Regions from separate parts of the Homo sapiens genome. Here all the other regions are linked to region 3. A link is a loop called in an ENCODE intact Hi-C map of the cell type or tissue named here. Cell type or tissue: heart right ventricle. All regions are shown on one strand. Region 1 has its middle 10 kb from the start of NUAK1. Region 2 overlaps TCP11L2 (t-complex 11 like 2). Region 3 has its middle 90 kb from the start of C12orf75.

The links. Hi-C counts contacts between places; a loop is a spot of excess contacts. Peaks named below come from ENCODE experiments on the same cell type or tissue, not always from the same donor. Only the 100,000 strongest peaks of a DNase experiment are listed, where the experiment ranks them.
Region 1: a loop joins it to region 3, with 5 times the contacts of the local background. A loop is called at or near these places in 102 of 110 quality-filtered maps.
Region 2: it touches region 3 in a loop (5-fold over the local background); 10 of 110 quality-filtered maps call a loop at or near these places.

What each region holds. Positions count from the first base shown.
Region 1 is chr12:106,146,696-106,151,695 of GRCh38, reverse strand. No RefSeq gene overlaps it. Among named protein-coding and RNA genes, the nearest start is that of NUAK1, 10 kb to the right of the region's middle. RefSeq lists an enhancer at 2,998-3,497. In heart right ventricle, CTCF peaks have their summits at 2,191 and 2,394 (motif pointing right); DNase peaks (open chromatin) are centred at 2,401 and 3,505; H3K27ac peaks cover 2,447 bases.
Region 2 is chr12:106,343,571-106,348,570 of GRCh38, reverse strand. TCP11L2 (t-complex 11 like 2) reads right to left here. Exons shown (of 10, transcript NM_152772.3): 10 at 1,568-2,285. The coding sequence ends at 2,041. Among named protein-coding and RNA genes, the nearest start is that of POLR3B, 12 kb to the left of the region's middle. In heart right ventricle, CTCF peaks have their summits at 2,364 and 2,565 (motif pointing right); a DNase peak (open chromatin) is centred at 2,629; H3K27ac peaks cover 1,492 bases.
Region 3 is chr12:105,418,411-105,423,410 of GRCh38, reverse strand. No RefSeq gene overlaps it. Among named protein-coding and RNA genes, the nearest start is that of C12orf75, 90 kb to the right of the region's middle. In heart right ventricle, a CTCF peak has its summit at 2,576 (motif pointing left); a DNase peak (open chromatin) is centred at 2,560.

The DNA.
Region 1 (5,000 bases), 730 kb before region 3:
TGTTAGGCATTCTTCCCATCTTGTAGATGCAGAAACTGAGACCCAGAGAAGTTAAGCAAGTTACCTAAAGTCACGCAGCTAGAAATGGAGGGAGCTGGAGTTTGACCCAGATCAGACTACAAGAGCTTTCATTCTCAATATTACACAGCCTCTCTCACATTGGAATTTCTCTGTGTTTTATTCCCTTCAACTTTGGCTGGACTTATTTTAGATGGATGTAGCTGGATTCTAAGGGGCTACACTGGATACTAAAGTCTGAGCCAGCAGGTAGGCCAATGACCCAAGTATTTTGGTGAGAGCTACTGGGACATTTAGGTAAAAGTGTTTATCTAAATTTTCTCTGGAAAATTGCTGTATCTGTGCTGTGGCCAGGTGTGGACCGAGTGGGCTGCTCACCGGCTCCTGCCTCAGCAGTAGGTCTTTGCTTCTCTTCTAGAACTGCCCTAGGGACTACTCATCCACTCTATTTTTTAAAATTATTTTTATTTTTATTATTTTTTTGAGAGGGAGTCCCGCTCTGTCTCCCAGGCTAGCCTGGAGTGCAATGGCGAAATCTCAGCTCACTGCAGCTTCCACCTCCTGGGTTCAAGTGATTCTCATGACTCAGCCTCCCAAGTAGCTGGGATTACAGGCACAAGCCACCACATCCGGCTAATTTTTTATATTTTTGGTAGAAACGGGGTTTCACCAAATTGGCCAGGCTGGTCTCAAACTCCTGACCTCAAGTGATCCACCAGCCTCGGCCTCTCAAAGTGCTGGGATTACAGGAGTGAGCCACCCCACCTGGCCTCTCATTCACTCTGTCAGTACAGAGATTGGTCCCTATGGCCAGAGTCCACTCATCACCTGCTCTCTGTCTGCTATGAGTGGCTGGTACCACCTCTGAAGTTTGCCAGCTGGTAACGTGAAAAGCCAGGGGTGAGAGCGAAGTGCAAGGCTGGAGGGGACTACTGGATAGCGATAGCAATCCCCCAAGGACACATTAATTTCTCTAAATGACCTTTCCAGCATAATGAAGGTACAGAGAATCCAATCAGTTGCCCTTTCGAAAGAACAGTGAGACAGCTGCTCTTTTTGAAAAAGCGGGACTCCAAGCTGAAGCCAGGCTGGATTTCTTTGTGCTGTCCTTTCTCTGGCTCACGAAATTCTACCTTGGAGGCTGAAAACTCATGGCATTCAGTTTCATTTTAAAAAGGAGATTGGAACCCTGAAACTAAGTATCTACAAATTATTTTAGAAGTGGCTTTCACAAAGATGCTCTCTTTTTTTTTTCATTTTGATGATGTCTCTACATTGGAGGGTATGGAGGGTATCATTATCCCCATTTTCTAGATGGGGAAACTAAGGCCAGGAGAGACTGTGTGATGTGATGGGAAATGTTGGGAAATTGAGACTATAAGCTGGCTCTAGTCTGATAAATAATAGACACAACATGTAGAGCCCTTCGCAGCTGACAAAGTATTTGCATGTTTTAAACTTTTTAATCCATCCATCCAACAAACCCAGTAAGACATTTTATTATTATCCCTGGTCTTACAGATCAGTTAGTGACAGACCTGGCCTTCTAACTCCTTCCCATCCTTCTGTTCTCTTTCCATCGTATTACTTCTTCTTGGGTTCTTTGACTTCTTTGAGTCTCTATTCTAGGAGCTGGTATTTTTTTCTGTAAAGAGCCAGATAGTAAATATTTTAGGCTTTGATGGCCATATGATCTCTGTTGAAACTACTCAGTTCTGCCCTTCTAGCTCAAAAGCAGCCATAGATGTACGTAAAAAAATGGATGTTACTGTGTTCAAATAAATCTATATTTATGGCCCTGAAATCTGAATTTCATATAATTTTCATGAATCATGAAATATTATTATTATTTGATTTTCAAAAGCAACTCAAAAGTGTAAAAACCATTCTTAGCTTGTGTATGGCACAAAAACAGGCAGGGGGCCATAGCGTGCTGACTCTCGCCCTATCTTTGTCTGTAAAATTGGGAAGTAGTAATACATCCGCCGTAGACTCACATGGATTAAGTAAGATCACACCAGTACCATGTTTTGCACAGGGTCCACCATTGCCCTTCTGTCACACGATGAGAGCATGAACGTCTCTGGGTTTCAGTTCTCTTATCTATTAGAAGGGAAGTGTTGGCTACTTCTAGCTCTGAGTCTATATATTTTTGCCAAATTACTTTTTGCTAAAGAGCTTCAACCGCCTTCCTTCTCCCTGCCCTGAGGACATCCATGCCTCCTGGGTCTCCCCAGAATTTCTCCACCCCATTTCCATTTGGCCAACTTCTCTTTCTTGGTCCTAGTCGTTATTTTGTACCTTGGCTTGCACTGAAGTGAACTAGATTTCTTCTCCATTTCTTGGAGAAGTTTTCAGTGGGCAGACCCAGCCACTTGGTGGAGCTGTGGGGAGATGTTTTTCCTTATAAAGCTACCTGATGTTTCCCCTGGAGAACTTCAGGTTTGAAGGTAGGGACGCTGGAAATGGTGCTTCTGGGGGAAAGAGGTGTTGTTCATACCTGTGTGCGTGTTTCCAGCATCTGTCCATATCCAGTTAATTTGGGCAGTCAGGGTTTTGAGTTCAGATGTTTCAAGAGTCCTGAGTGGGGCATTTATATGGGAGAGGCCAGGGACAGATAGATCCTAGATCTGGCGAGGTTCTCAATCCGAATTCCTGGAAGTTTCCCAGTTGTCCCTTGTTCTGTCATGGAGGAAATCAGTCTGTCTCCTCACCATGCAAAACATGCACTTTCTTTTTGGAGCCATTAGATGTACAATCGAATAGCCTTTATCTTTTAAGGAGCTGACTTTTTGTGACTTTTATATATGTAAAACATGCAATTTCTTTTTGGAGCCATTAGATATACAGTCAAATAGACTTTATCTTTCAAGGAGCTGACTTTTTGTGACTTTTATATAACAACTATTGGTGAGATGTGATTTCTTCTCCCTTTCTTGGAGAAGTTTTTGGTTGCTCAGATATTAGCTATTATGTAGCCAAATTACCTGAGCTTGTAAGTTGCGAGACCATAGGGTAGTCTCTCGATCTCTTAGCATATCCCATGAAAAACGTGGGAAATAAAAATATCTAATCCCAAGTAAAGTATCATTTTGAGAATTAAAAAAGACCACTTGTGGGAAAGTGTTTTGTAAACTGTAAAGCATCATGCTGATGGGAGGTATTAGAAACTCCTCGAGGGCAGAGGACCATCTTGTATTACTCTTTATCTGCAGAATGACTGCAGCATCATAGATGCTCAGCTAACATCTGTTGAATGAATGAGTGAACAGGCGAATGAAGAGCATCACGAAGGGGTTGGCAGACTGGAAATATGCCTATTAAATTAAGGGTTTCAAAGGATGAGGCTGGGAGAAGCAGGAGAAGCAGGCCCTTGAGAGGAATCTAGGGCACGTGGCTTGTCTGCCAGGAAGGCAGCTAATGCATCCCTTGCCAGCTAGCCGGCTGCCGGGCAGGCTGGCTCCACTGGGCGAGCTGCCAGGCCCCAGGCCATCTAAGGCTTGTGTGAGCGTCCCAGAGCAGGTGGGCCGGGAGCGTCTGTCGTCACGGGTGGGCTGGTGACCCGCCTGGAATGCCTTCCCTCTCGTGCCTGCTTTTAGAGCCTTAGTCCCTGGTGACAGTAAACAGAATGGACGCAGGGCCTGACACTGAGCCACCCTGGGTCTTGGCAGGGTGGGTCTGAGAGACCTGTTTTCCAGAGTTAAAAGAATACAAATAAACACAGCACAGATAAATGTAGGCAGTTATATAGGAAATCTAGGTCCCAGGGCTATTTTTTCCTGACCCAGTTTTTTTGTTTGTTTGTTTGGGACATAATTACTTGGGAAATGGTAATTGTTTTACATGCTTGCTATAGACCTGATAGAATAAATCTAATAATAATATTATTTAAACAATAATAATAGCAGCTAATGTTTTGTCTGTGTTTACCACGTGCCTATGTAGTACTATGTTAAACACTTCATAGACATTTTCATAGTTCTACAAGGTAATCATTAACTCTGTAGGATTGTATCCTGTCAATCCTATGTACTAAGTATTATTACTATACCTATTTTACGTATGGAGGGATTGAGGTTCAGTCACTTCCTGGGGTCACAGAGCTGAATGGTGGAAGAGCTGCTAGAACTCAACTCAAACCATTCATCCACCCATTCATTCATTACATAATGATTGAGCACCTACTATATAGCAGGTACTAGGGATTCATGTGTGAATAATACCAATAAAAACTCCTGCTATGTGGGGACAAACACAACAAATAAAGAAATTTTATAATATATTATATGGTGGTAAATGCAATGGTGAAGAATAAAGCATCCAGGGAAGGAAAGCAGCGCCAATAGCAGAATGGGAGGTGGAGAAGGTGGGCTGCAATTGTAGACAGGATGGTCAGGAAAGGCCCCATGGTGAGGGTGACATCTGAGCAGAGTTGAAGGTACTGGGTTGCTGAACTGTGTGGATTGGAAAGTAGAACTTTGTTTTGTATGAACTTTGCCCAATGGGGCAAACAGGCAAATTGGAGTCCAAGGAAGATTTCTGTGAATTCACTTTTTTTCTTAAGTTCATTCTCACTCTCTTTTCTGGGCTATGCATTTCCAGAATAGGAAATTGAATGGCAAACTAGGGAGAAAGTAAAGGCATCAAATAAATTCATCGATCAATCCGTCCATCCATCCGTCCATCCATTCATCCATCCATCTACCCACCCATCCATCCATACATCTGTTCAACATTCCTAAGGCACCCACTACAAGCCAGACCTATGCTTCTCTTAGAAGAATAAGATCTAGCTCTATACTGTTGGATATATAAAATATATATAAAATAAATATATATGTATAAAATAAATATAAGTAATGTTATATAATTTTATATAATCAACTGTAAATATATTTTACACTGCTTCAGATTTTTTAAATTTAAATTTTCAAATGAAAATTTTATTAAATACAACTTTATTGTTTTGCTAGAGTTGCATT
Region 2 (5,000 bases), 930 kb before region 3:
CAAATATAAACAATGGAGACAATTTATTCACACAATCATTTCCTAGAACTTCATAAAATAATGAAGTAACACCGTAATGGTGAAGGTTGTGGTGAGGAAAAGAAGGTTGGGGAAGAAAGGAATGCTTCTTTTTATTTTCTACCCACTCGACCTCACCAAATTACTAGGGCTCAATTGAGTCCTTAGCAAACAAAACAATCAAAAATGTATTTTATGCAAATGAAGCTCTTTTTAGACCAAGTACCTCCCAACTGCAGTGCTTCCCGCAGCACTCCAAGAAGAGTAATTCCAGGATAAGCAGATTTCTCTAAAGTCTCAGTGGCAACTAGTGCCCAACTTTGCAAGGTTTGATTTAACGCTCAAGAATGGCAAATGAGGCCGGGCGCAGTGGTTCACGCCTGTAATCCCAGCACTTTGGGAGGCTGAGGCGGGCGGATCACGAGGTCAGGAGTTTGAGACCAGCCTCACCAATGTGGTGAAACCCTGTCTCTAGTAAAAATACAAAAATTAGCTGGGCATGGTGGTGCATGCCTGTAATCCCAGCTACTCGGAAGGCTGAGGCAGGAGAATCACTTGAATCCGGGAGGCAGAGGTTGCAGTGAGCCGAGATTGTGCCACAGCACTCCAGCCTGGGCAATAGAGTGAGACTCCATCTCAAAGAAAAAAAAAAAAAAAAAGAATGGCAAATGAGGCCGGGCATGGTGGCTCACGCCTGTAATCCCAGCACTTGAGGAGTCCGTGGTGGGTGGATCACGAGGTCAGGAGTTCAAGACAAGCCTGGCCAACATGATGAAACCCTGTCTCTACTAAAAATACAAAAATTAGCTGGGCGTGGTGGCGGGCGCCTGTAGTCCCAGCTACTCAGGAGGCTGAGGCAGGAGAATTGCTTGAACCCAGGAGGCAGAGGTTGCAGTGAGCTGAGATCACGCCACTGCACTCCAGCCTGGGCGACAGAGTGAGACTGCGTCTCAAAAAAAAAAAAAAAAAAAAAAAAAGGCAAATGATAATGATCCTTAGGAGGGCATCTTGGTCATAACACGGTAAAGCTTTCATCAGCACAAAAGACATCTGGTAGTTAAGTTATATGGGTAAGAAATCCAAAGTTTAACTGTTTCTTTTTCAGATATGAACTTCATGGAGAATGGGATCTCATTTTATCATTGACTCCCTTTCTTCTTCTTACAAGTAAACCAAATGAGCCCTGCCTCACATAAAAATATTAAACTCTTATATAAACCTTATCAATGGCCTGAGAACTGCAAGGACATTCACTAAGAGATTTGTGCAAAAATTGTTTTTCTTGGAGAGCAGACTAAATTGTAAGAAGAAACAAACTTCTAGAATAATTTGAGAAGGGAGTTGCTTCTATTTTCACTAAACAAACAAGGGAGGTTTTATCTGAAGTTTGTATATAGCATGAAAATGTACTTAATACATTAAAATTCTAAATAAATACTGACCATTGGTATTATAAAGTGTGATTTGGTACATTTGTGGAATTTGAGGACTTACTTTGAAAGTTTCTATTAACACATTAATAAAATGTAATTGTACATTTCAAATACAATTGTGTTTACTTCACATCATTTATTCAGAACATCAGTTCCCTCAGTTATTGTCACAACCTTCAACCCTTTAAGGAGTTGTACCAAAATTAAAAACCATTAGGTTTGATAATAACAAGTGAGAAAAACAACTCCTTAGGGGTTAAATGTCATAAGCCAAATATAAATGGTTAAGAAAACATTTACAAGTATTATATAGGTAATATAATTAATTACAAATTGTTTTCTGTTCATTACAAATATTTGTTTTAAACTTGAAAATGATGCACAAATAGGGTCTATGTGATGTTTACGTCTTCTGAGGGTCTATGTGATGTGTGTGTCTTCTGTAATGCTAATATTACCCATTACACAGATTTGGGCTAATACTGCACCACAGTACTGAGAATGTGCTGGATCTCTAATGCCATCAATGGAAGTGGACTGGATACCAAAGTACTGGATTTCCAATCTCTCGTCCAATGTCAGTTCTTCTTTAGTTAGTAGGAGGTGAAGCATCTACCTTCCCCATGGCTTCCTCATTGAAGAGCAGCTTTCGAAGTATATTTGCATAAAATGGTCCATACACTTGTTTGTTGAGATTCACAATGTTTGCATATTGAGAGCCTAGGGCTTCTAGCTCCTGCTGAATGACAGCTAGGCCTCCTGGCATAGGAGGCATGCATTTTTGAGGGCTTGGAAGACAAAGTAGCCTTCTCATGTAAAGCTTAATTCGTTTATCTGAAGGGGAAAAAAAGATACTTTTATCTGTCCATTATTAAAGTACATAATTTTTAAAAACAAGAACAAGTAATTGTAGTAGGTTGACTGCAATAATGTTCCCAATTCTTTACCCCTCCCTGCACCCATCCCCTTTCCAAGGTAGCTTTGCAGTTCCTCCTATCAAAGCTGGAGTGTGTTTTTCCCATCCTTTCCATCTGGGCTGGCCCTGTGACTTACTTTGGCCAATACAGAATGCGGTGGAAATGCCAGAGTACCAGTTTCATGCCTTGGCCTCAAGAGGCCACTCTTGTTCATGTCCACCGTCTACCTACTACCGCCATGAGAATAGGCCTGGGCTTGCTGGAGGATGAGAGACCAAGGAGAGGGAAACCCAGCTGTTCCATCTGAGGCCATCCTAGACCAACCCATAGCCAACCAGCATTCAAACACCTGAGAAAGTCCAGCCAGGATCAGCAAAGCTTCCATCCTGAGTCACAGCTGAACCACAAATACATTAGTGAGTTCAGCAAGACCAAAAGAGCCACCCGGTCGCCTCACAGACTGGTGAGTAATAATAAATGCTTATTTTTTTTAAGCTCAGGAGTTTTGTGGTATTTTGTTATGCAGCAATAGCTGACTGATAAAAAAAAAAAGGCAGAGCCCTATTTGGGGGGAATCTTCTACAAAAGTTAATCCTAAATGTTCATGATTATAATTACATACACTAAAGCTGAGTTTGTAAACTGGCATTGCCAGTCTGGCCCATGCAGTGTCTTTTTTAAAAACAGAAGCCATTTAAAATCAGGAGATTTCACATAGAAATCCATATTTCTGCTTTCTCTTGAAAAATCTAGAGATCTGGCAAACTTGGGGGCCCAAATTACCACATGGCAAGGGGGACCACACATCTAGGTTTCCCCAGGACAGTCAAAATTTACACCTGTTGTCCTGGCATAATTTTAAAAAGAGACTCTCAAAAGTACCCTGGTTGAACAATAAATTACATGGTGCCAGGCGTAGTGGCTCACACCTGTAATCCCAGCACTTTGGGAGGCCGAGGTGGGAGACTGATTGAGCCTAGGAGTTCGAGACCAGCCTGGGCAATATAGTGAAACTTCATCTCTACAAAAAAAATTTAAAAATTAGCCAGGCATGATGGTGTGTGCCTGTAGTCCCAGCTACTTAGGAGGCTGAGTTGAGAGGACTGCCTGAGCTCATGAGGCTTCAGTGAGCTGTGATCATGCCACCACACTCCAGCCTGGGCAACAGAGGGAGACTCCATCTCAAACATAATTAATTAATACTAAATAAGTTACAGGGTACTTCACACATGGCCAAGAATCAGGAGACACTGAGGAAGGGACATCCCAACCAGCACACCATTGTGCCACCTTCCCTGCCCTTCCTGCATCACTGCCTCAATGTATTTGACTTTGAGACGACTACACAAAAGCATAGAAATGCATATGGAAATCAGGCTGCAATAGTATAGGACAACTATTAATAATACTGGACAGAAAAGACCTGCTATAGCTCAGGCTGCTCCAAGGGCTTTCTCTGGCTTTGGGAACAGAAACCTCACCAATAAGAAGGTTTACTAAGGAAAATATGCCACATTGAATATAGACAACTATGATACTACTAAAATTCTTATCACCAAAGAATGCTCACAAAAATCATACATTCCAGCTAGGTCTGACCTAGAACTTGTTTCCAATGTCTATGTCTTAGAATTCTTTCCTTTTACTAGAATGCCCTTCAATCTCATCTCATTTCATCTCATCTCTGCCCAGAATCAGAGGCATCCTTCAATGTCGTGCCAAAAGTTACCTCCTTTCTGTGACTTTCCTTAGCATCTGTTACCAGACTATCGTGACATATGATTGCCAGTTGAGAAGGTGTCTCTCTCCCTTCTTGGACAGTGGACTCTCTGAGCGTGAGGTTTATATCTTTTTTATCTTTATATTCTTGGTCTGTCATGTGACAGACACATTGTAAATGCTGACTGAACTTAAGTGAGAATGGACTGAAAAGAGTCTATAAAGATAAATAACGAACTGAAAACCGTGGCAGCCAGGGGAAAATGGGGACTGAAGAAGGCAAACAAAGGTGACTTAAGCCTTATCTGTATTTTTTTTCTTTTTTTATATATAGACAGGGTCTCCATCTGTTGCCCAGGAGAGTCTCAAACTCCTGGCCTCAAGCCATCCTCCTGCTTTGGCCTCCCAAAGTGCTGGGATGACAGGCATGAGCCACCGTGCCTGGCCTTTGTCTGTAATTTTTCTACAAGGAGAAATTATTGTATCACCTGTGCAACTGAAATTACTTGTTAAAAGTGTAGATGGCAGGCCAGGCACAGTGGCTTAGGCCTGTAATCCCAGCACTTTGGGAGGCCAAGGTGGGCGGATCACGAGGTCAGGAGTTTGAGACCAGCCTGGCCAATATGGTGGAACCCCGTCTCTACTAAGAATACAAAAAAAATAGCTGGGCTTGGTGGTCCGCACCTGTAGTCCCAGCTACTAGGGAGGCTGGGGCAGAAGTATTCTTCTTGAACCCAGGAGGCAGAGGTTGCAGTGAGCCAAGATCACACCACTGCACTCCAGACTGGGCGACAGAGCAAGACTCCATCTCAAAAAAAAAAAAAGTAGACGTAGGCATGCAAATAATTTACACAGCAGGTAATCCATAATTTTTACTTAGTATGTATTCGACAGAAAAATCCCTTTCTAATAT
Region 3 (5,000 bases):
ACTCAGTAAGATAGGAAATGAAGGCTAACTCTGATTACCTAGTTGACTATTTTAAACTCCAGCCATTTATAGAGCACTAATTAGAAATCATTTCAAGCAAAACATCTGTTCATTGATTTGCTGAAACATCAATATTGGCTGTCTATGAGAATAATTTGCATTTCATTGCTAAGGAAAAAACATTAGTACCTGGAAACCAAAGAAAGCAAATCTAGACCCACGAAGATCCTCAGTTTTTTTCAGAAGGCAAACCACCATGAATTATTCTAATTATTTGACCTTTTCACTCCAGAATAATCCAAAGCGAGCACCTGCAAAGGGAGTGGGGTGAAGTATCGAGTTCATAGAAGCCCTCAACAGGTATTCTATTTTTGAGGTTCCATATTTTCAAATTTATACCAATTTTGCATTCTTCTTCATAAATACATTTGTTTCCATGTAAAAGCATTTTAGGTATTTATCAACTACTTATTTCAACAAATCTACTAGTGAAATGTATTCTCTGACTGCATGCACCCCATGTGTCTTGCGACTTCTCACACATTAAGAACACCAACACCCCAGGTGTTACAGATTAGAGAAACTGGGATAACAGTGGCACAAAACAATGGGTCTCTGCTTGCTGCTTGCCAGCACCTGTTCTGAGTGTTTTTCATATATTAACTCATTGAGAAAACTGAGTCACAAAAGACTAAGTTGCTTGCCCAAAGTCACAAAAATTGTGAGGGGTAGAGTTAAGATTTGAATGCAATATCTGGCTCCTGACCACGAGGCTATATGCCTCTCAAGTTCCTCAATTTTTGACATAAAACATTACCTGTCATCTGAGGACTATAATAAAGAGTGTGTTAGAACACTCTGCTACACTATGCTATGTTATACTATCTTATACCAGACTATAGCATATTATTCTACACTATACTGCACTATGCTATGCTACACTATATGATACTGTGCCTCACTATATTATGCTACACTGTACTACACTATGCTGTATTATACTATACCACACTATATGATAAGTAGGCACAGACTTTGGGGGTGACTTGTTAGTATCTGTCAAAATTCTACATGCTCACCCCTGAAACCTGGCAACCCCATTTTTAGGATCCATCCTAGTGAAAGACTTGCAGAAATGGACGAGGCACACACAGGCACCCTTGCCACACTGCTTTTTAAAGGGGAAAATTCAAAAAGTCTAAATAGCCTTTGACACTGGAATTCTTTCATTCTAGACATTCCTACAGTGGATTGCCATTGTAGCATTAAAGAACAAGGTCAATGTTTATGTGTGGCATGGAAAACTCTCTAAGGTACAGGATTAAGTGAAAAGGGCAAGTTACAGAAAGATATGTACAGAATGAGGCAGGGATTTAGACATTTAGGTTGAAAACAACATAAACTGTATTTTTGTACATGAAGCAGACTCCATGACAAAGAGCAGTAGGGATTTCAGTGTTTGACGATGGTTAATGGTGGCCCAAGAGACACCTAATTAGGAGACTAGATAGTAGACATTGCAGTTATTCACCAGAAGCAAAAAGAGTGACAGGCACACTGGGGGTGTAAGAAAATGCCCCCCTTTATCCAAGATGCTTAAGAAACTAGAAGAATGTCCTGCAGGATAGCATAGGGGCAAATCAAAAAGGACTTTGAGGGGATGTGGCATGGAATACAGACTGATGATAATCCCTGGCCTGGCCCTTTGCTCTGACTGTTCAAAAGGTTGTCTGCATCCCACAGAGAGATGAATCGCGTGGCTTAAAGTCGCCCAGCTATACCTGTAATCCCAGCACTTTGGGGGGCCAAGGCAGGCAGATCACAAGATCAGGAGTTCGAGACCAGCCTGGGCCAACGTAGCGAAACCCCATCTCTATTAAAAATACAAAAAATTAGTCAGGCGTGGTGGCTCATGCCTGTAATCCCAGCTACTCGGGAGGCTGAGGCAGGAGAATCACTTGAACCCAGGAAGCGGAGGTTGCAGTGAGCGGAGATGGCGCCATTGCACTCCAGCCTGGGCCACAGTGCGAGACTCTGACTTGAAAAAAAAAAAAATCACCCAGCTACATAGGGACTGAGCTGGTATTACATACCAGATGCCTGTAACTCCAAAGCACTCCACTTTCAATTCACTCAGCTCTAAACTGTTGATCTTTAAGTTGCTTTCCAGGTGTTTTCAAAGAGTGTCTTGATCTCTGACACAAATTGTATAAACAAACTAGGGCCCAGGCCACCAGACTCCAGGGGCTCCTAAGACATGTCCAAAGAGAGCAGGTGTGTCATTTTCTATGAGAAGTTTTGGTTTCCATGTTCACCTTAAATTGTGCATAGGATTTTTATTTGAAATTATTGATATTTTTCTCCATTCTGTTTCATTGCAGCCACCCACCAATAAATAATATTTTTAAAAATATTACCTATTCTACATGCTCTCCACATCTCTTCTGGCACATTTTGTCACTTAGTCACTCTGCTGTGCTTTGTACACCTTGTTTCTTTCTGCTCTGAACTTGAAAGGCCCAGAAACAGCATTGGCCCAGAGGCAAATCAGATTGCTGTGGGGATACTGCCCTCTGCAGGCCACTGCTATGCATTTCCCTTTATCCTTAAGGATACAGGCCATCAGTAATAGCTGTTACATTCTGACTTCTTCATGGATTATCTCATTTAGTTTTCACAATATCCCTCCTGAGGTTAAGAACTATTATTATCTCCAGTTTTTGCAGAAGAAACCTGAGTCCCAGAGGGGTTAGGTAACTTGTTCAAGATCACACAGCTAACAAGTAGCAGAAACAGGATTTGAACCTAAGCCATCTCTCTCCAGAATCTATCCTGCCAACCACTATAGCAGACTTCCCAGAGGGAAGGTAACTGCCCATTTTTGAGCAGCTGTATCATGACAGGCATCTTACATACAATACCTCATTTAATCCATCTGTCAGCCAAAGGTAAGTAAATTAACTCAAAAAAACTAATTGACTTACCTGTGAACCCGTGGCTGGTAAGTCAGGTCTTTCTGAGTCCAAAGCATTGGCTTCGTCCACGTGGTTCTCATGCAGGTGCACTGCTCAGCTCTTCTTTTCAGAGAGCATTGGCCAAGGGTGCAATTGACTGACAGCCAGCAGCTGTGTGCCTTTAGAATCACTGTGGCATTTGCACCAAGGCCACCATCTCCCTGAATTCTCCCAGCCATGAGTGAGCATGAGGGAGGATTAGAGCCAGGCCACATCTGCCCAGGATAGGCCTCCTGGATGGAACCTGTGCCTGGAGCCTGCCCCTGGGCCTGAGGAGGCCCTCTCAGAGCCGCACTGTAGTCCTAGCTCTCCTCCCTAAGTCCTCCTGCCTGCCTGCCCCCACTTTGCCGGTAGCAGGTGGCATTGTGGTCTGAGGATCTCCCACCCATTCCTGCTCCCTCCTCCTTTATCTTTCATAGGTAATTTAGCATCCTGGGCACTGATCTTACCCTCATGTTGCTCACATCAAAAGATTAAGATTAGTCATGAACATCAGCAACTGTGTGGCAGATGTCGAGGGAGAAGCCTGGAGTCTGTATTCAGATCGGGACACAGTCCTGCATCTGCCATCTGGTACAAGTTCTTTCTCAGTCACCCAGCCACTGTTTCCACCTCTATAAATGGAGCCCAGTAGAGCACCACAGGCCACATGCTTTGACAGCTAACAAAGCTTTGGGCAGACCTAGGTTCAACTCCTGGCTAGATAAACTCATGAGGGATTTCGCTTCTCCACACTTCAGTTTCTTCATCTGTATAACAGGCACACTAACACACATCTTGTGGTTCTGCTGTGACAATTAAGAGTGGTATATATGTGGCTGGGCACAGTGGCTCATGCCTTTAATCCTAGCACTTTGGGAGGCCAAGGCAGGCAGGCCACCTGAGGTCAGGAGTTACAGACCAGCCTGGTCAACATGGTGAAACCCCATCTCTACTAAAAATACAAAAATTAGCCTGGTGAAGTAGCACATGTCTGTAGTCCCAGCTACTCAGGAGGCTGAGACAGGGAGAATAACTTGAACCTGGGAGGCAGAGGTTACCGTGAGCCAAGATCGGGCCATTGCACTCCAGCCTGGGAAAAATAGTAAGACTCCTTCTCAGAAAAAAAAAAAGAGTGACATATATGTAAAGAATCTTCATAGAAAATATGAAATGCAGGGCAGCTATTTGCCAAATTCTTTTCATAGGAATAAGAAAAGATCATATATGGGGAAGTGCTTTGTAAGGAATACTAGCCAGACAGAGGTTAGTTATTGCTATAATTATAAATGCTGCAAGAAGGAATGGAATTAAGCAGTCTGGAATTCAAAGGAGGGGGAGATTTCACAGCACTAGGGAAAGAGGAGTCGGGCGTTGGAAAGGCAGAGGTGGTGTCCAGATGTGGGGACCAGCAAAGGCAAGAAAGCACAGCGCCTGCCGGCAAATCGCTCTGGGGCTGCATTCCCTCAGGGTCCTACTGGAAGAGCACAAATGCATCTGACGAAGGCACCCAGGGCAGCGTGTTAATGGAAGGAATGTGTGGAGGAGGTAGGAGAAGTGCCTCAGCTATCTCAGGCCTCAGGCAGTTTAACAGGGAGTTTATCATCACAAGGAGACACAAGATGCAGAAGAGCATCCAAGACACTGCAGGATAGCTATGGGAGTTCCAAGGGTACCTGCCCAGGAGATGGGGGCATGAAGAGCAGATTCCCTTAGACCGCAAGGAGAAATGAACATAGCCCAGGCAGAGGACAGCCACAGGCAGGGAGGCAGCAGCTCTTCATATTTGGATCCCACTTTTCCACAAGTGTTCACAGACATCTGCCTGGCTACCATGACACTGAGGCGGGACTAGAAAGATGGCCGCCCCTTCAGCAAGCTCATCCCACGCCCCTTCCCACTCCATCTGGGTGGGGCTGATGTTGCCCATGCAGCTGGGATGGAATTTAAGATTCATGACACTGGCATTCCTATGTGGAGGCTCTGGGGCAGGGCAGGGCCATGCTG